7 separate regions of the Mus musculus genome follow, and all the other regions are linked to region 6. Evidence: chromatin loops called from intact Hi-C (ENCODE). Cell type or tissue: left cerebral cortex. All regions are shown on one strand. Region 1 has its middle 280 kb from the start of Sorcs1. Region 2 overlaps Sorcs1 (sortilin-related VPS10 domain containing receptor 1). Region 3 overlaps Sorcs1 (sortilin-related VPS10 domain containing receptor 1). Region 4 overlaps Sorcs1 (sortilin-related VPS10 domain containing receptor 1). Region 5 overlaps Sorcs1 (sortilin-related VPS10 domain containing receptor 1). Region 6 holds the start of Sorcs1 (sortilin-related VPS10 domain containing receptor 1). Region 7 overlaps Sorcs1 (sortilin-related VPS10 domain containing receptor 1).

What was found. Peaks named below come from ENCODE experiments on the same cell type or tissue, not always from the same donor. Only the 100,000 strongest peaks of a DNase experiment are listed, where the experiment ranks them.
Region 1: it touches region 6 in a loop (4-fold over the local background); 2 of 42 quality-filtered maps call a loop at or near these places.
Region 2: it touches region 6 in a loop (4-fold over the local background); 4 of 42 quality-filtered maps call a loop at or near these places.
Region 3: it touches region 6 in a loop (2.7-fold over the local background); 2 of 42 quality-filtered maps call a loop at or near these places.
Region 4: it touches region 6 in a loop (4-fold over the local background); 3 of 42 quality-filtered maps call a loop at or near these places.
Region 5: it touches region 6 in a loop (4-fold over the local background); 2 of 42 quality-filtered maps call a loop at or near these places.
Region 7: a loop joins it to region 6, with 3 times the contacts of the local background. A loop is called at or near these places in 4 of 42 quality-filtered maps.

Annotation. Positions count from the first base shown.
Region 1 is chr19:50,955,180-50,959,179 of GRCm38, forward strand. No RefSeq gene overlaps it. Among named protein-coding and RNA genes, the nearest start is that of Sorcs1, 280 kb to the left of the region's middle. In left cerebral cortex, no CTCF peak of the experiment used is centred here; a DNase peak (open chromatin) is centred at 1,717.
Region 2 is chr19:50,360,857-50,364,856 of GRCm38, forward strand. The region is part of intron 3 of Sorcs1 (sortilin-related VPS10 domain containing receptor 1); the gene reads right to left. Among named protein-coding and RNA genes, the nearest start is that of Gm26629, 310 kb to the right of the region's middle. In left cerebral cortex, a CTCF peak has its summit at 2,439 (motif pointing right); no DNase peak of the experiment used is centred here.
Region 3 is chr19:50,543,582-50,547,581 of GRCm38, forward strand. The region is part of intron 1 of Sorcs1 (sortilin-related VPS10 domain containing receptor 1); the gene reads right to left. Among named protein-coding and RNA genes, the nearest start is that of Gm26629, 130 kb to the right of the region's middle. In left cerebral cortex, no CTCF peak of the experiment used is centred here; DNase peaks (open chromatin) are centred at 2,415, 3,043 and 3,358.
Region 4 is chr19:50,256,902-50,260,901 of GRCm38, forward strand. It overlaps Sorcs1 (sortilin-related VPS10 domain containing receptor 1), which reads right to left. Exons shown (of 26, transcript NM_021377.3): 8 at 2,853-2,942. Among named protein-coding and RNA genes, the nearest start is that of Gm26629, 420 kb to the right of the region's middle. In left cerebral cortex, a CTCF peak has its summit at 2,307 (motif pointing right); DNase peaks (open chromatin) are centred at 184 and 2,317.
Region 5 is chr19:50,482,129-50,486,128 of GRCm38, forward strand. All of the region lies in intron 1 of Sorcs1 (sortilin-related VPS10 domain containing receptor 1), which reads right to left. Among named protein-coding and RNA genes, the nearest start is that of Gm26629, 190 kb to the right of the region's middle. In left cerebral cortex, no CTCF peak of the experiment used is centred here; a DNase peak (open chromatin) is centred at 2,123.
Region 6 is chr19:50,676,529-50,680,528 of GRCm38, forward strand. Sorcs1 (sortilin-related VPS10 domain containing receptor 1) reads right to left here and starts at 2,118. Exons shown (of 26, transcript NM_021377.3): 1 at 1,383-2,118. The coding sequence starts at 1,940. It overlaps Gm26629 (predicted gene, 26629), which reads left to right and starts at 877. Exons shown (of 8, transcript NR_166832.1): 1 at 877-988. In left cerebral cortex, CTCF peaks have their summits at 2,275 and 2,474; DNase peaks (open chromatin) are centred at 279, 631, 1,596 and 2,215; H3K4me3 peaks cover 2,640 bases; H3K27ac peaks cover 2,224 bases.
Region 7 is chr19:50,373,169-50,377,168 of GRCm38, forward strand. The region is part of intron 3 of Sorcs1 (sortilin-related VPS10 domain containing receptor 1); the gene reads right to left. Among named protein-coding and RNA genes, the nearest start is that of Gm26629, 300 kb to the right of the region's middle. In left cerebral cortex, no CTCF peak of the experiment used is centred here; a DNase peak (open chromatin) is centred at 1,763; H3K4me3 peaks cover 263 bases.

The DNA.
Region 1 (4,000 bases), 280 kb after region 6:
ATCACCACCAAATATTAAGGCCAACAGCAAGAAAAAGGAACATGATTTTCAGACATAGGAGTCATTTATCTAGTTTAGTGTCTTCTTAGGTAAGAACTTCAACTACCAACATCAAATTAGATAAAGTATTTAAAACAACAGCAACAAGAAGACAAAGAAACAAAAGAAAGTGAAAAGCCAATACTACCTAGAGGAAAACTACACGTTAGATTTTCATGGAAGACCATAGAAGTTGGATTTATCTGACAGTACCTAACATTCTGTGTTTACAGTAAGTTTGTCTCCATAGAAAATAATGTGTAACACACAGCAACACATAATAATAGACACAGTGGAAATGTGAGAGCAGTAAGACACACACAAAGGAAAGCACTGGGGGTGATAACAAATGGGAATGAGCAGAACCTTTAGCTGAGTCAGTGGGAGGCTGGACACGTGAAGAAAGATCTCATGAAGCTGAACTTCTATACACAGAAGAGACCAAAGTGAAACAAAGAAATATCAAATGGCAGAATACAGCTGCGATTGAAACTGTGAGAGGAGAAAAGGAAAGCAGGCTGTCTGGAGGAATAATAACTGTTTCCAAGAGGTTAAGGTGGCAGATCTGGAGACCTGAGAACATAAGAGTCCCCAAACCACCATCTATAGTTATGTTTCCACCCATAAAAACAAAAAAAATAAAAGAGAAACTATAAAAGACAGTCATAAGAGGTGCAACAAAAACCACTCAAGGGTCAGTGGAACAAACATCAGAATTTTAGAATACTTTGTTAGAAATGCTTGCTTGATGTGAATCACATAGAGAAAAAAATGGTAAATTTTGAGTAATGAATAGGAAAGACTGGAGACCAAAATTCTATATAGGTACAAAAATCTATATCTAGAGAAAACATGCTTTAAATATGAAAGAGAATATATGTTCTCCAATGGATGGGTGTTCTTTTCCTGGAGAAATATGAAAAATGTCTGCTCATCATAGATAGGAAACAATACCTTACAATGAAATCTATGCAGAAGACTGATTCATGAGTAATGGCTTACTTATAAAAACACGGATCTTTTACAAGCAGTTGAATCACATAAAAGCCTACCTACATGAGAGTCACACAAACTGCATCCCTACAGACCCCTGTACAGCCTGCAAGCAGCTTATCAGGTCTTAGAGCCTTCTCTTTAAGGCACTTCCTTCATCAAACTCAAGGAAATATTTACATTTACAAAAGAAAGAAAGAAAGAACTCAAAAATTGAAATAAATTAAGACCAGTGAAAATAATGTTTTTTCCTTTCCTTTTAAAAACTGATCTAGTCTAATAATTTAAAGTATATTTTAATGTCTTTGACAATAGCAAAATGGGTACAAATATACATTAAAATTGATAAATTTTGTTCTATGTGTTAACTCTAAATAAACCTTTAGAGAATATTATAAATCTTGTTATTCTAAAATATCATTTATAATAGTACCTAAATGTAATTTTTTTTAACACAACAAAACCTGGGTTTTGTTTACAATGACCTGGGTGCTAAAAATAGTGAGATCTAACAAAGGAAATGATATCTTTGAACTTTTGAAATTTTGACAGAATTCAACTCTGCAATTGCACAGCTGATTTTTCTTGTTTACCTCCTGGTCCCTAAACTCCATCTGAATTTCTCTGTGACTCATTCCTTCTGCCAACAAACTCACAAAACTCACTGTTTTCATATGCTGTGGTTATATTAGGCTTAACTCAACTGATCCGGAATAGCTTTCCAATCTCAAAGTTGAATCATACCTACAAAGTTTTTTTTGCAAGAAATATAACATTTATGGTAGCCTTGGGTAAAAGTGCTTGGGAACATTTTACAAGGAGCATTATTCTATCACTAAATGAAATAAGAATGCTACAGAGATGCTAAAGGTGCCATCTGTCTTCCATCTTCCCTCCTGCTACCTATCTCCTATGTAGATAGCTATATAGCTTTAATCTATCATCTATAGTTTTATCAATTTATCATCTATAAGACATGCAAAGAAACTTTAAATGATCTTATCAAAACAAAAGATTGATAAGAAAATTTGAAAATAGATGAGTTAATATAAAATATTGAGGGTGCATATCTTAATTTCTTGGATAATTTATTCTTAATTCCTAATCCCAATATTCTCAGAAAAGAAGTCACTCAAGAAATGTTTGAAATCCTGCTAGCCACATTCTTCACAAACTGCTAACTAAATCAGCAGCTTGGAAGTCCCCCAAATTCAGGACCTAACCAAAAGAACAAATCATAAGGAATAAAGAAAAGTAAGTTATATGGAACCATTTTTTTACAGACAGGTACCTCCTAGGCAATCTCCTGAACCATAAAATAAAAGTCCTGAATAAAGTCAGAGTAAAATTAAAGGTCAAATATAGAAGGACAAATGGGGCCATTATAGCATATCTCCCTCAGAACCCTGTTTAAGGAAGATCAAAGACACAACGTGTTTAAAATATTGAAAAGGAGAAAAGGCAAGGAACAGAAAATGCTCTAAGTAAACTTTTATAAAAGTAGTAAATTTCAAAAATAAGTCAAGATAGGTTTTAAAAGAATCCAGCCTAAAGCAGCCAATTTTCACCACATCTGACAAGAAATATTCTAGAACTTTCTACAGTCTAATGATCATTTTAAATACTTGTACAAACACAGTTGAAATCTTAACATTCTTTTTCTCTGTTAAAAGCATTCACCACCTTAAAAGATTTCCACAAGAAAATGAAAAATCACTGTAAACATTTCTACAGTAGCCATTGCATGAACAGTTAGTGGTGAATTATTCCCCCCCCCCTCCACACACACACTGAAGACACTTGGCTATGTACCATTCTCTCTATGTGCATCATTGTTCAGGGGATCTTGAGCACTGACATAAAGTCAGTTAAAAAAAAAAAAAGATGGAACAAATGAACCAGGTAAGTGACAACGAAAATCTATTCATGGCTTCTTCATAATTTCTAGCTGTTCCTTATTCACTAATTCCAGATGATATTGTATATTTTGAGATTATATTTTAAAATAGAACCTGATATGAAGTTGAAATCTTCTATAGATTTTAAAATATAGATGTTCTTCGCATGCAATATTGATAGATATAACTTATGTTTCTTACTTATGTAATATATTTTGTTCTTGCAGTTGTCGTAATCATGGGCAAAGCCAGCTTGTTAAATCTATTCCATAATTTTTATTTACCTCCTAGACTCCTCCTCATATGTTTTCTATTAGTGCATTCTAGGCATGTAGAACAAGAGCCATTAATGAACTTTCGAAGGCCTAAAGAATTGACGTTTCATGCTCGGTGACCATAAAGTCTCTATTAATATAATTGAAGCTCTATTGTCATAACATAAAGCAACTTTCAGTGTATATATGTATATACATATACATACACATACACATATACATTATACATATACACACACATACACACACATATACATATACACACATATGTATGTATAGATAGATAGATAGATAGATAGATAGATAGATAGATAGATAGATAGATAGATATAGCTGTGATCCAGTAAAACTTTAAAGATCAGGTACAGATTCCTAGAAAATACTTTGCCAATTCTTGATATGAGTCCTATATTGGATATTAAATTTCAACTTCTATGCCCAATAAAATTCTAGACTTTATATCAGCCACCATGTGGTCCTTAGTCAACATGGAGGAAGGCATAGTCTTGTCTCTGAAGTTGTACAAATGAAACTTAAAACTTCTCATATCCCAGCCTACTATAGGCTTTTTCTTCTCACAGTTTTCTAAATAACTCAGATTATATTTACTAAAAGCTTAGGAGAAATTATCTCTTGATGTCTCACAGATATTTTGCACCATGAATAGTGTGTGAGCATTGCTCAGCTTGTACCTATAAATAGAGCTACTAAACAATATCTCAAAAAAAAAACCCATATGATTTATTTTGATTTTTTTCTGAACACATAACTCCCAAGTAAGTAATAATTGTAAAA
Region 2 (4,000 bases), 320 kb before region 6:
TTCACTGCCAGTGGTAAAACAACACAGCGTGAGGTTCCAGGAAAGTCATGGGTTTGGTTTGCACTGTCTTGGCCTGGCCTTTCTTTTTTCTATCCCAAATAGTCAGTCTCTCTCTCTCTCTCCCTCCCTCCCCCTCCCCCTCTCTCCCTCCCCCTCCACCCCTCCCCCTCCCCCTCTCCCTCTTTCTCTCACATGCACACTTGAGCTCCAGTTGAGCTCTTGTGTTCCTCTCATTCTGGCATGCTCCTTCCCTACCTCTCTCTCATCTGCTGCTGGCATACATATATAATATAGGAATAAAATAATGGACTTAGAATAAAGCTCAGTGTTTAGAATGCTTGCCTAGTTTTTAAGAAGACTAAAGATCAATAAACAGAATATCAAAAATCAAGCATAATAAAAATAAATTACAGATGCCTTCGTTCACATAAAAAGTCCTAGACAAAAAAAAAAAAAAAATCTCCTCCAGGCTCACAGGCATTGGAAGTGAAGTTTGATCTTGTGTGCAGGGGCAGGAAGTGCTAGCGATGAAGGAACTGGCTTTTTTCCCCCCTTGGCTGAGATGCTCTGTAGCCAGACTGCCCTTTTGAGAAGCCAGCATGATCAGGCTGCTCTGGTCTCCTAGGAATACTTCCTCATCATGCCAGGCTCTCTCTGCTGGCCGTGTTTAATCCCACTTGTCTCTGAAGAAACTTGAAAGATACAACAGCCAAATTGCAAACAGGAAAAGAGTGACAGCCCAGCTTTGGCAACACTAGGGCAGAGGGAGGCTGAACCACTGAGTACAAAGAGAAAGGTTGATGGAGCATTGGGTGGTATCAAGCCATTCATTTCCACTACAGCCACCTCTCTCCTCCATATACATATACCTCTCATTAGCTCTCCTCCACTGGAAACACCCTCAGAGTCTACTGTGACTCTGCTTCTCTGAGAAGGGGAAAGAAACTTTATCGCCACAATCATGTATATGTGTTCTCACTCATGAGGTACTTCTGCTGTTGGTGGTTGTGTTTGTTACTTTAATTTCAGACAGATCTCCTGTTTGTGGTTGAGCTAGGAGAAGCAATATGGTTGAGGACTAAAAGGCACCTATGATGAATACCATGTTTGCATCACTGGAAGGTGATGGGAAGATTCAAATTCAGACATAGTTTACTGACTGTATAAATTGGTTTTTCACTCATCATCAAGATAAAATTTTAAGCCAGACATAATAACCCATGTCTTTCATCCAAGCATTTGTGAGGCAAATACGGAGAGATCTCTGTTAGATGGAGGCTAGCCGGGCTAACACAGAAAGTGTCAGACCAGCCAAGACTATCTAACTAGAACTTATCTCAAATAATAAAATAAAGAAGCTTCGAGGTGAACTTGAACCTCTCCCTTCTTAGTCAAGTAAGTGAGGAGGGTGGAGAGGGTCTTAGACTCGTAACATGAACTTACCTCAGAGACTGGAGATACTGAGGGGAGAGGGGACCAACAGCACAAGGTAGGGGTGGCTCATGGAGGAAGAGCAACAGAAAAAAATCTATGTGGGAAAGGTTACAATGAAACCCAGTATTCTGTAGGCTTGTTAGAAAAAAAAATAGTTAATGAAAGTTGCTTTTCTCTGGAGCTGGACTAAAGTCCTGGGCTTAGTCCCAGCATGGTAAAACCAAGCCAAATTTAATAAAAATAAGCAGAAATATCAACAACTGTAAAAAAAACATTATTCTTAACAGTCTGCACTTAAAGGAATGATAACCCTTTTTTTTTTTTTTTACTAATTTCCCAGTGCCTTGCTTTAGAGTTTTGTTCTCAAATCTGTTTTCTTTCTTTCTTCTTCTTTTTTTAAATCGCTGCATGTGTTTTGTATTGTTCAAGTTTCTCTCTCAAGGGCTCTCTGAATAGCTGCCTCTAATAAGCCTGGGTGGGAAGCCCGTGTTTCAAACCAAGACACAGCCACTTGCTGTGCGGAGGAATGACGTGAGAGCCCCGAGATAATGGAGCAGACCTTTCAGGGTACAACATTCCAGGAGGCCCTCCTCCCTGGACTGAACAAATAAATGCCTTTGGAAACGCTGCAGTTCTACCCTTCCTGGGCTCTGCACAGTTGAATTGCTTGTAAGCATTCTTTGCCATATAGTGACTATTCATCTCAGCGTCTTCCTTTCTTCTTTCCTTCCTCCATTTCTTCTCTTCTTCCTTCTTTCCTAGGTATTAGAACAAAGGGTCAATGGCTGTCTGTACCCTCCACTTTCCTACATCATTCCTACAGGTTGTGAATCCTATTTCCTTACAGCTGTGCTCCTCTGTCGGCTCCCTGACCTCTCTCCTACCCAGAAGTCAAATATTCAATACAGTTGTCTTTCTGGGAGAAAAAAAGAAAAAAAAAAGCCTAAGAATTTATGTCAAAGGTACAAATTGCAATAGTTGAATTCAAATCAAATCCTATGTTGTCCAGTAGAGGGCAGCTAGCTAGCTCTAAAATCTTAACTTCAGAAGCGGAAAAACCTTACCCACTTGTATTTACAATTAGAAAGAAAACAAAAACAAAAACAAAAACAAAAACAAAAACAAAAACAAAAAACAAAAAACAAAAAACAAAAAACAAAAACAAAAACAAAAACAAAAAACCAAAACCCATTTAAAACAATGCCTTCCTGTTAGTTCAGCGAGCCTCCCGTGTACAGGAAAGTGTAGCCCTTCCCACATGCTCAGCAGAACTTCAGAGCATGGGGTAATGGTAGGATGGGGAGTTTCAGAGCTATTCCATTAGAATTCATGACTTAGAGCCCCGGAATCTATGTCTTTACAAGCAACTAGGATGCCACTTCTATGGGGTATGACATAAGAACTTAGTAGCAACTCGGCCCCTCGATTCCATCAATTCCCTCAAAAGGACCTGGGCACGTCCTGAGCATGTTTGTGCATATTGAGAAAGGCCAAAGACTTAGCTATAGTGCTCAGCTACAAACAGCTAAGAAAGCGAGACCGTGGCACCTACCTAACATCTACTGTGCAACCCCGCAGAATGACTGTGGCCAAAGGGAAATTATAGCTTTTCGCTATGTGTGTTTAATATGTGCGTCCCACAAAGCTTGGGGAAAACTCTCTAGGTGGCCAACTCTTGCAGTTCTTAGCTACGTGTCCTGAACAATGCACTTCCTGGAGGTTTATTTTCCTCACCTTTGCAGTGCAGTTCTTAAGACCATCCTCATCCTCCCAGAGTTTCTTGCTTCAGTACCAGCCCCGATCCTGTGTCAAATCTCTCCGAAGGTCTTACAGTTGTACTTTATAGCGTGTACTTGGTTATGTTCTCTACTTTGAGAAGCAAAACCTTTTCCTGCTTTTTTCCTCCATTGAGAAGCATGAGTCACAGCCACTCCAAACCCTGCTCCCTGAAAGTGGCGTAGATATTTCCTGGCACAGCCTAAGTCTACGCCAAACAGCTCCCTTTACTTCTTTTCCCTTAATTTTAACAGTTTCCCTAAAATATCGGATAAAATATAAAAGATAGATAGGCTAAATGTAATATGCACTATGACGATGACAATGTAGGTAGAACATTTAAGGTAACATTAGGACTGGGAGTTCACATCAGAGCCCATAAGCAAAGCTAGCCAAGAAAAGAACAATTACTGACTACCCAGTATGCCCATGCCATGAGGAAAAGTCAGTTTTTCAGCTGAGAATCCATGAAGCAACATCATTCAAACAATAGAGGCTACATCAAATTAGATACTTGCTCTGTTTGCCAGGCACATCACTCCTCTTGCCTCTGGGCACAGGTAAATATTGTGCATAGATGGAGATACCCTGTTGGCCCATCAGTTCAGCACTAAGCCAGAACAGGGAATTGTGCCCAGTTAGAAAAATGGTGAATCAGAGAAGGAAAATGCTGCAAGGCTCCTTCTGCCATGAAAAACCTATGAAGATGGCCACTGTCCCCAAATGTAAGCATTGAACTAGAAAGCAAACATGGCCACCAAATTTCTTTTACTCTTTTACTCATTTACTC
Region 3 (4,000 bases), 130 kb before region 6:
AATATATTATAATAAACAATTACAATATATTATAATTATTATATACTTATAATTTTAGAAATATATAATATATTATGTATTATAATATGTTAGTTTCCCATTATATATAACCTATTATATATATGTATATTACATATGTATATATACACACATATATATGTATATGTATATATTTATACATATATCAGCAGTTAAAGTAAAAGAGGTCATGAATTTGAAAGCAAGCCAGATGGTGTACATAGGAGGTTTTTGGGAGAAGAAAGGACACAGGTAAAATGATGAAAGTATCTTATAATCTCACAAAGGGCTTCTGAAAAAGAAGCAGGTGGATCTCAGAAATTTCAAGGCCATCCTCCACTACAAGGTATGTTCCAGATCTATTAGAGTAACACAATAAGAGCCAATTTCAAAAGGAGAAGAAAAAGAAAAAAGGGGAGGGAGAGGAGGAGGAAGAAGAGGATGAAGAAGAGGAGAAAGGGGGAGCAGGAGGAGGAAGAGGAGGAAGAGAAGGAGGAAGAGGAGGAAGAGGAGGAAGAGGAAGAGGAGGAGGAAGAGGAGGAAGAGAAGGAGGGAGAGGAGGAAGAGGAGGAGGAGGAAGAGGAGGAAGAGGATGAGGGAGAGGAGGAGGAGGAGGAAGAGGAGGAAGAGAAGGAGGAAGAGGAGGAAGAGGAGGAAGAGGAGGAAGAGGAGGAAGAGGAAGAGGAGGAGGAAGAGGAGGAAGAGAAGGAGGGAGAGGAGGAAGAGGAGGAGGAAGAGGAGGAAGAGGAGGAAGAGGATGATGGAGAGGAGGAGGAAGAGGAGGAGGACTAAGTGAGCATAATGAACAAAAGCAAATGTCCCTTATAAGCCATGAGTTCCACTTTTACTCGTATCTAGTAGTGATGTCCTGAAGATATGAACAAGGTTATCAGGTTAGTATCACCTGCATCATCCCCAATATCTGTAGAGGGTGAATCTGATAAATGAGCTGTGGAATATTATCACAAGAGAAAATTACAAAGCCATGGAATGAACCTATTTCTGCTACATGGAGGAATCAGCGCGAATTGATTAATTAATTAATTAATAACAGACAGAAAATAATTTTATACATAATATAGGCAAATCATATAATAATACAGGCAGAATCAATGCAGTAGAGTTGGAGTTAGAACATCAGCTTTGAAAACGAACAACAGCCATGGGGCGTGGGATACCACAGCTTGGCCTCCGAGGAAGTCCCAGGAGCCGGACAGTCACTTCCTGGTCTTCTCTCATTCTTTTCCAAAAGCTACAGAAAGCAATCTGCAGACATTTGTCTGAAATTCCTTACAAGGTTCTCAGTGAGACATGCAAATGTATGGCTTACCTCTGGAGCTGTGGGCACAGAGGAGAATCTACAAAACTGGCCTTGCTCAGTACCTCTTACAGTTTATTACTGTCAGACCACACCTCCCGGTTTATCCAATCTTACTCCTCTGTAATTATCCATCCTCATCACACCAAGGCGCACAGCATATCAGGTGTCCTGGCTCTTCCTTTCGGAAGGATAGTAAATGAACTTACAGGCATGCTTTTCACTTGCTACTCTGAGTTTTGTGATGGGTGTCTCAGCCATGAAGGGAATCTCAGCCCATTTACAGAGCAGCCCTCTTAAGATTAATACCCCCCAAACATCCCATAATTAGCTGATGAATCTAATGAGTGAATTGCAGATGTGGACGACAGGTCTTAACTCTGGGAATTATAGACGGCCTGTTCTTGTAAATGAAGTGTTTTTGAAAATTAAGAATGTCATTATACATGCATACTGTTTACCTTCAAACATTTAAGAGCCTGCGCTCTTAGGCTGTGGTTCCTTAGAGCAACAATGGGATAAAATTGAGCACTAAGTCTTCCTTTTTTAAGGGAACATTCATGTTTTTTGTCTCACCACTGTGTCTATCATCCTATTTTGGTAAATCTTAAATTTATGTTTTGACAATTCACCCACGCATATAATACTCATACCCTTTCATATTTCACTCCGTCCCCTATTAATCACCTCCCTTAACTCAGAATCTCCTCCTCATCAATTATTTTTCTGACCAAATTAGTTATGATATAAATAAGAGCTGGGGGCTGATGACTATTCGTTCTAAAATCAACAACAATCATTATAGAGCACCCAGTTGAATCCTCAGTTCAGAGAGAGAAGGAAGGGAGAAAGGAGGGAAGCATTTCTTCACTCCTTTTCTGCAGGGCTCTGCAGGCTCTGCAGGCAGCGCACCCCTTGAAGGCTCTGCCTAACAAACGGTCCAGACACAGAGTGTGCTCTATCAAATGTGTCCTCTCAAGAACTTTGCAAGTGCCAAAGGCAAGTGCAGATGGGCCGAGCCTTCCGTGTCAATGGCAGCTCTCTGTCAGATGTACACTGTATGTGCTGTGCTGTCCTGAGACCGCTGGGGTATAACAAGCTCTACCCTTTTGGAACTTTCAGTACACAGCCCCAGCACAGGAATTGGCTGGGCATACAGAGGAAGCAAATGCCAGAAGGAGTGTGGCCAACAGAAGAGATGCTCTGTGTTTCCCAGAAAGGAGTGACCACTAAACTATAGAAAATCTGAGAAGGCTTTCTAAAAGTAATCAAATCATCTGAGAAATTGACCTAAAATTCAATGAGCCAAGGTTACCCTGCTCCCTCTTGCTAGGCAAAATCCATCTCAGGTCCCTTATGCTATGACCAATGAATAGAAGTCAATTTGGGATAAGACCTTTTACTTCAAATTATCTAAGTCACTTTACCCAGACAGAATGGAGGAGATAATACAGGGCTGGAACAAATGCCTTTACCTTTTATGCTAACTAAATGTACAGTCTCTAATCTCAGAGCTGTACTAATGGGCTTTGGGGGGAAAAAAAAAGAAAACACTACTTTTTTTAGACTCGCATGTAGTAAATGGACTGTAGTACCGAATCAGAATGATCTCCAAATGGTTTGGGCTGTAGGATTTTGTTTCAAAGTGATACTTTAAAATGTTTTCTGCAATATCTATTTTTTGAAATCCTTCTAGAAGCTGGGAGGGGGATGTCTGGACGGCATATGCTTTGAGGATTTAACTTCTGTTGCTATAGGATAGCTGTTAGCACTTTAGAAAAAAAGATAAAGAAGAAGAAGAAAAAAAGACAGGGATATCCTTTAATGAAGAAACCTGTTCCAAATACATGAAGGATTTTGTTTTTCACATAATATATCAACACTTACCAAATCAAGATCCCTAATAATGTGCGTTAAGGTAATTCTCTTCCAGGATGTATGCTTTGAACCAAAAACCACCAGACTGTGTAGAAAATGTGCTGAATTTTTGTAGCTTGTCTCTTTTCCAATTATAACCTTTCCCACATGTCAAGAGCAGACTTCTCTATGGATGTGGAGGATATGCACAGTTTCCGTAGAAAATCCATTTTAAAGTATCTTGTCATATCACAGCGATCCTGAAACTTCCCAGAGACACCCCCAAAATAAATTTCCAAATGAATCTACCCCAGCTATCCCAATATAACTCTCTTTATACATATATTATAAACAAACTTATTAATTCTAATAATTTAATTGGAGTATCACAAATTAAATACAGAAGCAGGCAGTTTTGCTATTTATTGAGTGCCTCTTCTATGATAGATACTTTTTTTAATATAGAAAACCATGATTAAAATTGTCCTGATCCAATAAAGTAAAATAAGGAAACAGACATAGAAAGCATCCTTAAGGCTTTCAGTATTATATTATGAATTAATGGTGAGGTGTGTGTGTGTGTGTGTGTGTGTGTGTGTGTGTGTGTGTGTGTGTGTGTACATAGAATGGAGGGAGGGAGGGAAGAATGTTCTTTACATGTTCACAGACTGTACAAGATGAACCAATAGACTTGTGTTTTGGAGGAAGATATAAATGCAAATTTTGTGTGTGGCCCCACAATGCTACAGGAGACAGCCTATGCAGGAGAACCATGTGGATTTAAAGATAAGTATATTTCTCTGCCAA
Region 4 (4,000 bases), 420 kb before region 6:
TCACCATCTGATACAATGTCAGTAGGTGACTCCAGAAATGGGAGCAGGGGAAGAGATGATGTGCCTCTATGCCTTCGGTCAGCATGATGCTCTGTTCCTTTGCAGGTGCAGCCCTGGCTTTGAAAGAAGGCCAAGTAACACACGAGCTTTGAGGCAAACCATTCCACCCACACTGAGGCTTCTCTTTGAAGCTATAATTGCATTATAATGAAGCTTCTCTTTGCTTTATGTAATAAACACCCACCTGGACCAAATAATCCATGTATTCGCTACACTAGCTCCCATGTCTGTAGTATCAAGGACAATGAATCTCTGCTTCGTACTCTGAGAACTCAGATGCAGTTCAGTCCTGGTACATGATCATCTGGGTGGCAGGGAAGAGTGTGGAGTAGATGACCAATTCAGTTTCAAAGGAAATTTTGCTTTCCGGATTGTCTAGAGGCCACTGGGGACACATGTCAGCAGGGATCTTTGTAATAACTAAGAACAGGCAATGTAAAATACCAGTCCTCAGTCTCCAGCAGTGTATAAACAAAAGCCTCTTTGATTTCATACTAGCATTTCCCGGCCCCCTTAGGCCTGTGAGGCCTTCCCCTTCCTCCGTGTTTAGATAGCACATCAAATTTGGTGAGGTGAAGATCAAGCTACCGTGGAAGTCATTCATTTCCTTGCAAAGGGACAAAAACCATAAAGCAAAACAAAACACAAATACTAGGATGGCTGTTAGAAAAATCTAACCTCACCTGTATGGCAAGTAGAATCTGGTTTTGGCTGGGATTATTCTGTGAAGAATATGCTGACCCTAGAATTAGCATGCGAATGCCTGAGATCAGTAGTCCCCTGACTTAGGCTCAGCTCTGCACTCTGCATACCTCCTGAATGAAGGTCTCCTGCTGCATTGCCTATAAATCCTGTTTTCAAAGTTACAAATCTTCCAAGTTGCCTTCTTCGATTTTTGGTGACTGAATCACAATTCATTTCAGTGTGCATCCCCTGAGGGGCACTTTTTGTTGTTGTTGTTGTCTTGTTGATTGTTTGGTGTGTTTTTCCTAGTTGACATCTCCCTCTGGAACCTTCCTTGGAGACTATGTTGGACAATTTTAATTATTCGCAGCCCTTCCTCTGTACTCATGGATTTTATTCAATGTTCATTCCTGGGCTGATTTTGGTATTGTATGTTCTTGTTCTTATCTTATTGGGGTAGGAAGAAGAGTGACCAAGACCATGGTCAGTTCAGTGTGTGTAACATCACATAGAGACATGTGGTCCCGTGCAATTGCCGTTGTCATTCACCTCCTATTAGTGTAGAACAATCATAACTAGGAACCCGGTGTGGTTCTCTAAAGTGAACAGTGTGCATTTGATTCTAATAGGTGGGAGTTATTAAAACCCGTTTACTGCTCAGCAGTGGTGGTGCACGCCTTTAATCCCAGCACTTGGGAGGCAGAGGCAGAGGCAGATGGATTTCTGAGTTCAAGGCCAGCCTGGTCTACACAGTGAGTTCCAGGACAGCCAGGGCTACACAGAGAAACCCTGTCTTGAAACAAACAAACAAACACCCTTTTACTGATAGGGTAGGTAAGGAGAGCATTTTGCCTGGAGATGCCAGCACAAGCTGTTAACCAAGCTCTCCTGTAAGAGGCCAACCCCTGCCTCTTGTGCTCTCTTTGCCCATCATGAACAGTCCTGGGCATACAGCTGGTACTGCTTCAGCAGGGAATTGCAAATGCAAGAAAATACAAAAGAAAGATGAGACTTCACTCAAAATAAATGTCGTCATAGCCTGTGTTCAACTTTCAATGCCAGGACTTGAGTTGGCCCTTCCCAAAATCTCTATCATCTGTAAACTGCTACAGCCTGTGAAAGGCTGGTCCTGCTGATCTAGCGCTGTAGGAGCGTCGTGACACAAGGTGACAACAGGATAACCTGGAGGAGCCCGGGTGGGGATCCCGTACTGATGGTGTCACAGAAACCAGAGACCTCTCACCAGACCAGTGACTCATTGCAATGGACATTTGCAAGTGAAGATGTGTGGACAGAGGGATCTACTGTGGGACACACTACAGCTTCCACGGTGAGTTGTTTTCTATGCTTTGTTTTGTTTTATTTTTGTGTGCGTGGTTATGTTTCTTATTTGGGAAGGGGAGAGGTTGCAGGGGCGGGGGAGCCGATGTGAGGGGATGGGAAGACGAGAGGGGCTAAGGTGCAGGGTGTGAAACTCACAAAACAACAACAAATAAAAGAACCCACAGAAACAGATTGCTAATAAGCATCCTTTGAAAGCCCACATCGTCTGTTCTCCACTAGGTGGCGCTCCATATCAACACAGTTTTTCAGAGTTTGTGGCCAGAGCCTGCGGAAGTCAGTGATGAAGGGTCTCTCACTTTTCCACTCTTTTCAAAAAACGAGTGGCTAGGGAAGTCAGAACATTCAGCTGTGTTTCAGGTGTCTAAAAATAACCCGATTCCTAACTCCCACTGAGAACAAACGCCACACTATAACATAAAATTTAACATTTTGCTGTTTTGATTCAAAAACGAACATACTGATTGTGAATATTTAATATTGAAAGGCAAAAACGAGGTTATTATTAATTAACCCATATGTCCCTACAGGAAGACTTCCAAAGAAGAAAGAGAGCAGGATAAGGACCCGGGGAGAAAGGGGACAAGATGAACAAAGAGGCGACAGAAGTCGATCCTGACGGAGCAGGGATCTCATTGGGGAGGCTGGCAGTCGATTCTGATGGAGCAGGGATCTCATTGGGGAGGCTGGCAGTGACCTTGAGGATGGGGTGGTGGGCTGGAGCTGAGAAAGGAGCTTTGAGAGGAAAACAGGAACCAGACAAGTACCTTGGGCAAAGCGTATTTCGGAAGCTTCATTTGTGCAAACGGGCTTCTTCGGTAGGACACATAGTAATGTGGTCTTCCTCCTGATGTCAGCTGCAGAAGAGAAACAAGGTAGTAAGAGGAGCTACGGGAAACATTTGGGGTCACAGAAGAGAGGCTACCTACCTGAATGATGCAGGTAGCGGCCGCACAGCAGCAGAAAGGACACCTGTCAGTAGCCCACATTTACCAGAAAAGCAACTTACATCCTGTCCAGGGGATTCTCAGAGGCCCAACAATAACCATATAATAGACAAAAAATGTAATTTGCAAATCTGGACCAATGGGCTAGAGAGATGACTGGATGGTTAAGAGCACTTGTTCTTCCACAAGAGTGGGGTTTGAATCCCAGCATCCACAGTGCAGCTCACACCCATCTATTTCCAAGGGATATGACTTCCTCTTCCGGACTCCATGGGCACCAGGTAGGCATGTAGTACACAGACATGAAAGCCCAAAAGAAAAATTGCTGATTCACATAAAAGATATATGTGTGTGTGTGTGTGTGTGTGTGTGTGTGTGTGTGTGTGTGTGAGAGAGAGAGAGAGAGAGAGAGAGAGAGAGAGAGAGAGAGAAAAGACAAAGATAGATAGATAGATAGATAGATAGATAGATAGATAGATAGATAGATTGACAGATAGACAGATAGACTGACAGATAGACATGGATCTATAATGTGATTCTAAAGCTAAGAAACTGTCAATCTGCTCTGCTCTTTCCAGCATTAGAGGCCTCTGGAGATATTAGCTCTCTGCTTTTCAGCAGTCAAGCTTTTCAGCTTCAAGTCCTTGCTATTCAGGTTGCCATTTGGGGCCAGAAGGCAATAAATAGTCCACGAACGACAGTGAAGGACAACCTTCTCATTTCTCATCTCCAGGTACAGAGATCCTGTTTGATGGCATCACATTGATGCCTAAGGGTTATGTCCAGGCAAGTTAGCAGAAAGCCAGGTCAGGTTTGGGTTCCAAATTGATTCCGAGGCTTTATTTTTGGTGGGAAAACCATGGAAACTGGCACTGTTTTGTCCAAAGCAGGTCAATGAATCCAGAAGGGTCTGTAGGACAAGGGAGTGGTTTCCTTCCAGACTTGAATACCGTGATGAGCAGAGTAGA
Region 5 (4,000 bases), 190 kb before region 6:
AGTCAAGAGATAGTCACTAGCACAAAAGCCAGATCCCACAATTCACCCAATGGCGATTTCTGGTTTCTCTTACAGGAGGAGTTGGTGCAGTTCCAGAAGTGACTTAGCATGACAATTACATCAGCCCCAAGAGATGTCCACCTGTCCTCTCCCACATGGCCAACACTAGGTCCCTTTTCTGTGTGTCGAGCTCTCTGGACTTCAATGTATTTGCAGGCAGCCACAGCATTTCTTCACTCTTGGATTTCTCTACATCCCGCAGATTAAAACAGGGTCTTCAGTATTCCACGACCCGTTTTGCTTTTGCTGTAGTCTTGGTGTTTAGTATGGAGTTTACTAGGTTTGTATCACCCAGATAAAAATGCCCAAAGTGATCACTGTAATGCAGACAAATTTGTTTTGCCCTGATATATGAAGGTTTCATTCCATGGTCAGTTGGCTTCCTTCTTGTGAGGGCAGTTGCAAGGGAAGCCTATCAAGGCAGTAAATACAGGGTGGAGTAAAGCTGTTTAAAGAGAGGAGGTATCAGGGTCCCAATATACCCTTCAGAGACAAGACCCTTTGTTTTACCACCCTTCCGCTAAGCCTCATCGCTTAAAGACTCTATCACTATCTGTAACATGGAATATTTAGAAAGGTATGAGTTTTAAATTTTTATTGACTTCAAGACAATGGCAGGTTAGAGTCTTTTGTCTTATGTTATTATTGGTGTGTGCGTGTCTCTGTGTGTTTAGGATCAAAGCTGGGAGTTTGCACACGTCATCTTGTTTAGCTACATCCCCAGAGCTTTGGTTCGTTCACAGCATAATTTTATCTTTAAACTTTTGGAACCCTAATTAAGTCCTCTCATGAGCTGATCTTTCCGTTTAACTTCCTAAAGAACTTGTTTTGAGAGGAGATCAAGGGCTCCCAGTGGTGACTGAACGCATGGTCTTTTGCAGATGGATTCCAACAGATTATTTTATGCTATCATTATCTTGGAAGATGTAAGTGAATGTGTAATTGCACATCTTTTGACTCATCAAAAGGAATGGGGATCAGTAATAGCTAAACATCATTAAAGTGTGACAAAGGTAACATAAAGGCTGTGATACACACAGTCGCACGTGAGAGCACGTGTTTGTGCACACACACACACAAACACACAGAGGAAGGACTCAATTAAAAGTAGTGTAGCAAGTACAAACACAATTAGAGAATTAAAAATCAGTAAAAAGAGAGAATTGAATGTGTGTGTTAGGTTATCCAAAAAGCAGTTAACTTTTTTTTTTTTTTTTTTTTTTTTGCCTCTGGAAGTCACTTAATCCCCAAATGACCTTCATGTTTTGTGGCAGCCCCCACACAATTTACTGTAATGTTTATCTATGCAATATCCTCCACACGACTCTGAAATTAAGTGAGTCAAATAACTACTGCATCTCCTCTAGGGAAGTAAAAGACAAGACAACCCACAGTGCTTCTGTGGAGGCAGGGATGTGTAGCTAGCTAATTGAACACAAGATGCGGGGCAAGCGGCAGTACATGAAGGGCCCTAAGGGGAAATGCAGAGGCTTCTCTAGTAAATTTCCCGTGTTCTTCCTCTGAATCTATTCCCCTGCTGACTAGAGGTCATTTGCAGCTAAGACATAAGGCAACAACCCCACCCCCAGCAGCTAAGAGTTAGCCAGATGCTGGCACAGGAGAAATATCAGCCTTTGGTTAGAGCACGCCCCTCCCCCCCATCTCCACCCCAGTCTTCTGACCAGCAAGAGAACATTTGTAATAATAGACATTTGGAACCTACCCTGAAAATCCAAGAACTGGATATTTGACAGACAAACCCAAGCTTAGCAAATCTGTTTGATGTCTTAAAAAAAAAAAAGAAAAGAAATCTTTCAAAACAGAAGATTTATGATGTTTCCCACACTGAGGGGTAACTCTAAAGCATGCTTTCCCTCCAAACTCTATGGATGCCACAGTACCAAGCAGGGTGGTTTGGTGGCACCTGAGCACTGGGCTTCTCTTCTGCTTTCCCCTCCTCATCTACTGCTACTGAGTAACAAGATCCCGAAGTCAAACCCATATGCTCGCCTCAAGAAAACAATGTCAACTGTTTTATACTCTTCTTTCCTCTCTTTGTGACTCATTTTGTCCTAGTCAATGCGCCATGTGGCGTCCTCTCCCTTGAGACAGGAGAAAGGAGATTCTAAAACAGGTATTTGCCTTAAAAGAGAGCCAAATGTTTCCACAAGAACAAAGACAGAAATGCACTAAAAGGGAATAATTACACTTAATAGGAAGAGGAAAAAAAAAGCATTTTTAAACAAGGTTTCTCTACACGTGGATAACAACATGTCAAAGAAATTAAATAGTCCAAGATATCCAAAGCCAGATCTTAAAGACATAAAGATAACTTGGCCTGAAGAACAAAGACAAAAGCAGGTAAGTGGATGCATTGTTAGGGAACTATGATTCCCTGAAGTACGAAGAATATCCTATCCTAAACTACAAACCGAGCATCGTGTCCCTGTTTCCCCGTTCTTCCCTGTGTCCTTCATGCTTAGAGGGGAAGGGACATAATATCCTCCATTAAGTCAGTTCCTATTCTTGGGGGCATGGCAGAGGTAAGGCCAATATATGGTATGCGTTTATATGAAACTTGAAGAAATGAATGAACCTTGAAAAATTCAGGTCACTTTGTACTTAGGTGCAAACCTAAGAGAAGACTGATCTCTTTATAATAAGAGAATATCCCTTGAGTCCTGTTTCCCTCCAAGAATTCAATAAAGGAGAGAGGGGGGTGGATAGGGCGAGGGCGAGGGCGAGGGAGGGGGAGGCAGGAGAGAAAAAGGGATAGAGAAAAAGGCCAACAGCTCACATTAGAAAGGTGTAAGCAGGACTTGATAGGAGAGAGAAAGAAGAGATGTGAGCAGTGGTTATATCCTCCCAAATCCCTTACTCAATGGTCTGAGAAAGACTGATTTGTTGGTTCCTCCATCATCTTCTGTCAGCATCCTATGCCGTCTCTAAATGTTAAGCCTCTTGTTGTGTAACTCATACACAAAGGGAACACACCGTTAGGCAGCAAACTGCATGTTAATGATGAAGGACCCTCTGCTCCTGCACTTCCTTTTACGGCGATTTCACATCATGGGATACAGCGATGCTTTCCTTTCTTGCTTCCCCATCTTGGTTTTACACTGCCTTTCATGGTTCTGAGGAGTCAACTCCATTCTACAATATATTATTTTTCAAGAATGTTATAAGAAGTAAAGATGTGAATATTGTTATGAGCCAAGTGTCAGAATATGAATGTCACAAGAATATTAGAATTAAAATGGAAGTAATACATATGTATCATATATGTACATATATATATACATATATGTATATATATATATATATATACACACATATATTTTCTTCCATTTTCTGTAGAACATGAAAAGAAAAGTAACAAGAATAAAATATCAGATATTATCAGATAAAATCACTGTTGGGTCCAGCATGGTATTGGGAGGGGTCGAATGATGCGGTTCCCATCTCTGGGACAGGACTAGCAGGCATGGGCCTCCATGACTGTCCTGTGAGCAGCCGTGAGTGTTACAGATTGCTGCTGTGGGCATATGGCTTGCTTATATAATAATGTACATATTTTTGCATTCCTCCTTCAAGGAATGTCCCTGCTGACCAGGAGGTGAAGGTGTGGCTAATGTCTCAGCAAAATGGCAAATGGTGGGAACTTCAGGACAAACCTTAAGGCTGTGGAAAAGAACTCTGAAAACATGGGTTCAAAATTATATAATTTGTCAACTATGCAAACTATAAGGATGCAATATGAATTATATGAGGGGCTTCACAAGTCTAAAGGAACAAAAGTGGTTGTGCTGTGAGTCAACTTGTCAGTGAGATACTAAGGAAGGAGATAAAAAGATTTAGAGAGTGGTGAAGGCAAGAGGGCCCACCCAGCTAAGTTTCTTTTGTTTGTTTGTTTATGCTTACAGAGTCAAAGTGAATTCCA
Region 6 (4,000 bases):
TGAATAGAAATAATTTCAACTTTAGATTTTGCTTAAAAGGATTTCTGAGAACCTCCGGCAGCAGCAGCCCCTCATGAAGGCTGTGTTAGCTAGAAATCAGGGGCTGTCCTCAGTAGAGGGTAGACTACACCGCCTAATGCATGACACAGTATATTTTAAAACAGTTTCAACTCCCATTAAAAACCCAACAGTGAACACAGCTCAGTGAAGTGGCACTTGTTGGCAAGCTTCCTGGCAACATTTTCAAAGGTACCATGTTGCATCGACTGTACACATTACAGACACAACTCCATCAGCGGAAGGTCTAGCTGAGACCCTTCCCCCACTCCTAATCCCCGTTTTATAAACCTCTAACTTTTCTTATCGGCTTCATGGCACGGCAGCCTAGAGAACTTTACACGCTTTTAAAATCGTCTTCAGTTATTACCATCAAAGCTGGTTCGTTACTATTTCAGCGCATTGAAGTTTCTAGGTTTGGGCTAAACTGGGTAGCTTCCTCACATTTCAAACATTCAGGCTCCTCTGAAAATCGGAAGCTCCTGACAGAACCAGTGACTTGCACCCTAAATCTTCTCCCAGGGCCTGAAATCTCGTCCCTGTCTTCCTAATAAAGGGTAACTCAAATCTTTATTTCAGCTCCTCCCTAGAGGAGGTCAGTCGGTGGGAAAACAGGGAGTTGTTGTCACTGGGATCTATCTATCTGATCTTCCCCAGGCTGACCATGCCAGAGAACAACTGCCCTTTCATGGGCTAGAAAAGCCTGGCTCTCAAGATGCACTTGCTAATGCTGTCAGGAGATGCTGGGGAGCCTCTGCACTGAAACTTGCATCCGTTTGGTTCCCAAATAGATTTCTAATACCAAAGGGCACCTTATATCGTACTGCAGTTTGCCTTCTCCGGGGTAGAACAAGGGGCTAGGAGCTCTGTATAAAAATAAAATAAAAAGCCCACAGAGGCGACTTCTCCGTGTGCTCCATCAGTCTATCAGGTAAGGAAATGTCCCTTCAGGGGATTTCAGTGGGCTTGGAGATTTAACCCTTTCAGATCTTCATTAAAAATACTTTAACGCACATACAACCCCCATATTTGGTCTTCAGTTCTACTCTCCAGTGCCATTGAAGAAATAAAAAAGATCTGCCTGGTCCGTTCCAATTTGAACCTTTTGATCTGGAGAACACTCTGAAGGTGGCGGTGGGGGCACCCTAGTAGGCACCATTAACTCTTGGGGGAGGCTAGCTGGGAAGACTTCACTGTGCAGCATCTCCCAAGAAAGAAACCTCTTTGCCCCCCCCCCCTCCGCCCCCAATTCTCCGCCAGCTCTTACAGTGAAAGGTAACCCTTTCCTTCTCTCGCCCCTTTGCCCCCAGTTCCATTCTACTCACGCTGCTGTTGTGGCCAGACCAGTGGACCATAGCTTGGTTGTGTGCTGAGTCTCCTGTCAGAGCAAATGTGGTGCTGGTCAGTCTCAGCTCCTCCATCCGGAAGCGGGTGGCTTTGTCCGGGTCCCGTGCGCCAGTCCCAAGCCCCTGCTGCCCTCCATCCTTTAGCATGTCCCGGCGGCTCCGACTCGCACCCTCTCCGGGTTCAATCTTCTCGGGTTCCGTTCCACTCCGTCTCCTACGGCCAGAGCGTGCAGCGGTCGCCACTGACACCCTGCTGCCCCCAGCTCGCTCCAGAAACAGCGCACGGTCCCCGGGGGCCACTGCGAACAGGGGTCTCATGAAGAGGGGCGGGGGCGTGGCAGGAGCCCGACCCAGAGGTCCCGGGTGAGGAAAGCCTCTTGGGGTAAGGGTCCGGCGTGGGGTCGAGCTAGGGTGCTGCGGAGGGCAGCAAGAGAGGCTGCTGCAGACGCCGGGGGCTAAGAGCATCAGAAGCCCCGCTCCTGCAAGGAGCGCGCTCAGCCCGGCCGAGGAGCCGTCTCCAGCGCCAACTTTTCCCATCTCTGGAGCGTAGAGAAGCGGAGAGGGGGTCCCGGACCGAAGGCAGGCAGCGGAGCGAGGCTACAGGCTGACGGCGGCAGGGCGTGCGCTCAGGACCACAACTCCATCCAAGTTGGGCTGGGCGGCGGCGGGGCGCGCGGAGGCGGCGCCGGGCAGGTGCCTGCCGCTCGCCCAGGCTGGGCTTGTGCGGAGCGCGCGGGTTGGGACGGAGCTGCGAGCCACCGCCGCCGCCGCCGCCGCGCGGGGGTGGAGCCGAACTGAAGTCACGGGCGGAGAGGGCGCCGCGCGCCGGCTGGCGACGCGGGAGGGAGGGCGGGCTCTGCCGGGGCTCCGGGGCACTGCGTCCCGTCTCCGAGCTGCGCTGTGTCCAGGGCTGCGGGCGCGGGCTGCGCTGTCGCCTACCCTCCCCAAGGCGCGCCGAGTCCCCGCAAGCAGCCCGAGCAAGCACCCTTCCTCTTGGGGCGAGCAGCCCCAGGCTCCCGGAGCAGGCGCTGTGAAGGGTTTCCTATTCCTGTTTTCCCTTCTCTCTGTGGTTGTTTCTCCCCTTTTCTCTTTTTCTGGTCTTTTCCAGTTTAGAAGATGAGTGGGCTCTTGCTCTCCCTCTTAAACTGGGTGAGTTGGCATGTAGTCCTTACTTTGTGTGCCCAGGCCTGGAGAAGATCTCAGAAGGCAGCAGAGAGTGGTGCAATAAACTGTGTGTGTGTGTGTGTGTGTGTGTGTGTGTGTGTGTGTGTGTGTGTCCTGCTCAGTCTATGTGTGTGTGTATATATATATATAGTTGGTGAGATTTTCTCTCCTCTGTGATTCCTCCTAGATTTCAGGTCTTTTTAAGCACTCTCCAGTATTGAAAGCACTCACAGTTGACAACACAATTAAAGTTAAGATTCCCCAAGTATTTTGTAGTTATATACATCTTGGCAACTGTCCTTAAGAGACCATAAGCTCCTTGAGAGAAGGGAGACTCCGAAGTGACCTGTTTGCCGTATTATTCTCTGTGTTTGGTAACAGTGCACTGAATGGTAGCAAATGTAAGTGATTGGCTTGATGAGTATGTGTTGTGAGTTTGTTATAGATCTGTATATCAACAAATAGAGGAAATGTGTTGTATTCTTCTGGCATCACTGGTGTCTAGCTCAGGGTTGCTAACACATGCATTCAGATCCCCCCCCCCCCAGCAAGCCCGCGCTTGAAAGTGTTTGCTGTGGGACCTTCAGGTAATTGTGCTTCCCAAATATTAAATTAAGTGGTTGCAATACATGACCTTTAAAATCCTTTGTGACCCTAAAATTCTGTAATTATGTGATTATAATATCAATCCACCCAAGATCCCCTGCCTCTACTCAGAAATTGAGGTAATGATTTATAGTAGGTGGGAGCGCTTTGGAAATTGCAGTTCATCTAAAGCCAGGCCTTTTTCAAATTGTTAGTTGATGCCAAGGTTTAAATGCCATCGCATCTCTTTACCATTTCCACGCACCAAATAATGTCCTCTTGAGCACATGAGAATTATAAAATTATTGAAGGAATGTTTATGGATTGAATGAACAGATGTTATGAAATAGTGTTAATTCCCGTGTGCAGTTTGATTTTTGTTCAGTTTTGCACTTGGAATCATCATCTTACTCTACAAAATTCAAAGTTTGTGATGAGCCCCACTTGAAAGTAATACACAGTGATAATTAATCTTCAGTTAATGAAACCTTCCTGATGATACTCCAGAGGAACAACTTTATGATAAAAATCTATTCCGGGGAGATGTGACATCATGATGGTTCCTACAGCACACTGCAATCCCAATCCCGGAGAGACTGAACCAGAATGGTCTCCATTAATTCAAGGATAGGATAGGACAGGACAAAGTTGCAGATGTGTTTAGGCTACAGAGTGGAGCCTTATGTAAATTAAAAAATAAATAGACACATGAATAAATAGACAAATAGATAAAAAAATAACCGAAACTAATAAAAATAGCATTGTTCTTATAACAAAAGCAGTCAACGAGCAAGCACATAGGAACTATTTATATCAAGAATCAAAGCTGGGTGCCTAAACGTGTCCTC
Region 7 (4,000 bases), 300 kb before region 6:
CTGCTGTTCCTGTTTATTCACATGAAAGGGAAATTAGTGAAGGCCGTCTTCATAGGCACTGCCTATCCCAACAGGAATCCAAGATTTAAGCCATGTTCAAGTCATCCTTAGTCATCTACTGAGCGAGCACCTACTCTCCACATGAAGAGCTATATCACCGTGATGAGGAGTAGATAGCTGATCGTGGCTGTTTATGTTATTTGGGATCTTGCGTTCTAAGGGAAGATTAATCAGCACGGACTCTCCAGCACAAGTTTATGGCACAGATTAACTGACACTTAACAGATCCTTCCAAGGCCACACAACCTTTGCTTTTCCTTTGCATGAAGCATGTAAGTCGCTTAACTATTAGGGATTTCAGTTTTGTATCTATTAAATGAATAAGTAGATTTTGGAAATAACCTTCTTTTAAGGTCCGATTCAACCTGATTTTCCTCAGCAATAAGTTTCAAGCACTCACCCATCATATCTCTTTGCTGATCCCCAAGACACACACATGGCATGTAGACCATTCGAACAAATGACATATATAATTAAGCAGGCCCATGGGGTAACAAAGACTCAGAGAGTCAATCATCAAACACTAATTTAGAAAGTGCCACATACAGCATGGTGATTAAAACCTAAACATCTGGAGAAAATGCAAACAGTGTTTAATGCTGGCAGGTACCAAGAGACTAGCAAGGATGATCAATGTCTTCGGGGGAACAAGGGTCCTATTTATAGGGTGAAAGCCTTAGAGGCGTCTCTCAGCAGGCATAATATTAATTAAGATGTGATAACAGAAAAGAGAAGGAGTGGAGACTCAAAAGCAACACAAGAAGTAAAAATCTAACACTGTCTTGTTTTTTTTTTTTTCAACTCCCTGCAAGGAACACTGCACAGAGATCACAAGATTATCGCACCTAAATGAATTGATGGCAGCAAGATAAAATTAACGAGTTTTTCTTTTTCCTTCTTTTATTTCCATGTGGCTTTGTAGCTTTAATCTCTGAGGATGTTATACACATCTTTGATGGGAGGGCAACTAAAGTTGGTCGGGAACAATAAGACAAGTATCACTGGCAAATCAAGCAGAGGAAAAAGACTTTTTCTTTTTCTTCAGGACACAAATAGACTTGGCAGAGGATTTAAAGGGGGACTGAGATTTCAAAATTGCTTTTGCATTTCCTTTTATTCATGAATATCAGCTCTTCGAGTCACCCTCTGATCGCACTACTTCTTTCAGATATGAGTTAAGTCATCCTTTCTCATAGCCGACTGTGTGTGTTGCCTCTACAAACTCAAACGAGCCGAGGGATTTATCTCGAACTGGACATAATGGAAGTATTCCCTTGTGACACACTATGCTAAATAGCTACCCCACCTCTGCTCTGGCACTTGGATCCACTCAGCCTTGTTCTTTTGAGACTATCTCATATATCAGAGACAAGGCACAGAGTTCTTTCTATAAGAAAGTCCAAATGAGCCAACTTAATACAGAGGGGCAGGATTTCTGTATCTCTTAGTCAAGATATCCTAGACTAACATATGATGTCGTGACAATTTCTTTTGTACCAGACATATCTAAGGATATCTATGGTAATTTATCTCAAACTTAAGAAAGAAATAGGCAGTTTCATTATGAATTTAAAGTATAAATGAGGGGCATATTTTTGGTTTATTTTTCCTGCACTGTGATCCCAGTGGCATCCTTAACAAGCCGCCTTCGAAGCTGGCTTGATGCCCACTGTTTGAGACACGATGAATGAAAAACAGCGCTTGTACTCACAAACAGCTAAAAATAGCACAAGAATGTGAAGACAAACAGGTTTCTGGGAACGCAGACAGTTATGCGGATGTTGTCTGCTTTGTTTCAATCGTTCCCACTGATGCAAAACACACAAGGGAAAATCTGATACGTGAGAAGCTAAATTGTCAGATAGCATGCAGGCGAGCCGAAAGACTCAATAACATTCTTTATATGAGTCTCCTTTCACTGGAGAGTTTCACGAATTCTGAACTGAAGGAAGCTGGAGAGTCTTTGCCCTGTGTGATTAAGGAACGCTGATGATAGGCTGTGTCTTCTCCTACTCTTCATTCTACACCAATGTCATATTTGGGGGAAAGATATTCACATTTTAAGATGTTACACAGGTACCATCTCTTTAGTTCAAATCTCTCCCTATCAGTAGGTTTATAGTTCATGGTGACAAATTTTCTTCAAAAGCAGAAAAACTGTACATAAACGCATTACCATGCCAACTGTATTGTTTTTGAACCACTGTAAAAGTATTCCCCATCTTCTAATACGTCCCAAGTCTACCAGAACCTTGGTGGCCCTGAAGGCTCCATTTACCTGCAGAGGAAACTATGCCTTGGCTTAAGTTCACTCAAGAACACTGTAATTCAAACATTATAGGACCAACTCTGCATCTGGAAGCATCACTCCTGAAGAAGCTATTCCCTCAGGGTCCTACACAGTGACTTCCATTTTTTTGTCTGGAAATACGCCTTTTCACGAGTCAGTTCACCTAAATGTCCATGGACAAATATCTAGTGGAAAGTAAGTGGTCAGTACAGGTTAACTATGCACCCCGTGGCATTTGGCAGAATTGATTTCACAGAAGTCTTCTGTATAGTTCTTTGTATCACACTTCAACCATTCTTCTGCCTCCAGTAGCCCACCCGGGCAGGAAAGGCACACTCTTAAAATCTGGCTCTTTAAAACAGAGGTGGTTTGGGGACCTTCACCATGTATCCATCAGCTACAGAAATCACTGCGATCAATATTTGGCATTGCAATCTTAAAAATCGTGTTCATTTCAAATAGCATCAATAAAGCACAAACTATCACTGGAAAAGATCAGTGCTAAGAGCTCTTTCAGCTAGAAATTGCCATCTTCTCTATAACATGCTACAGATAAAAACGACTTGGCCAAATCAACTGCCAGGAGGAACTAGATTCAAGGCAGGGACAGCGATTGCTAATTCTTAGTTTCCTCTAGCCATCACATTGCAATTACCATTATGGGGTGTTTGTGGGCAGAGCTTGGGGTGCTGGCCAAGCTTTTTCTTATTAAAGGTTGTACTCATAGAACAGTGCTAGTGTGGAGGTCTGAGGGCAACTTCTTCTTCCCTCCAACACATGGGTTCCAGCTGTCAGGCTGGACAGCAAGCTCCTCTATCCACTGAGCTGTCTCCCTGTCCTTATTTCTCTTTTTATCTTCAAACTTCATTGCCTCACGCACAGTTTATTGATTGTTAAATTAAATTTACTCAAAATGTGAACTAGAACTAAAATCAATAGAGGAGATGAGAATCATTTTAAAGGCAGAAAACAACTAAATCTCATTACGAAGCTGAAGGCTAGTAGTTCAGCTCCACATCACAAGGCTCTGCACAGCAGATCAAAATAGTTTAGATGAGATTATTGGTGATGGCCAAGTAAAGAGTCAATAAGCGATGCCGAGAGGGCACAGCACTCACACTGAGCCATGCTGTCTGATACTGCGCTCCCCAGCCAAATGCAACTATGCAAATGTAAGTTAATTAAAGTGAAATGAAGTTGAGAATTCAGTCCCTCAGTTACATTAGCCACATTTAGAATATTCACCAGCCAGTGGTTGCTCATGTCTAAAGTACTAGACGGCTTAGAAGAAAATTCTGAGTATCACAGTATGTTCTCCTGGACACTCTTCATTATAGGGGATAATCACTACTGTTACTCCCTATAATTTTATGAAGCAGGAGGAACAGGGTGGTGAGAAAGGGAAATAAAGAACAAACATTGATTAAGCCCGGACTGCTCTGAGCTCAACACTCAAAATGTCTAATTTAGGGCTGGAGAGGTGGCTCAGCAGGTAAGAGCACTGATTGTTCTTCCAAGAGGTCCAGAGTTCAATTTCCAGCAACTCTATGGTGGCTCACAACCACCTGTAATGGGATCTGATGCTCTCTTCTGGTGTGTCTGCAGTCAGCTACAGTGTACCTATATAGATAAAGTCTTTTTTAAAAATTG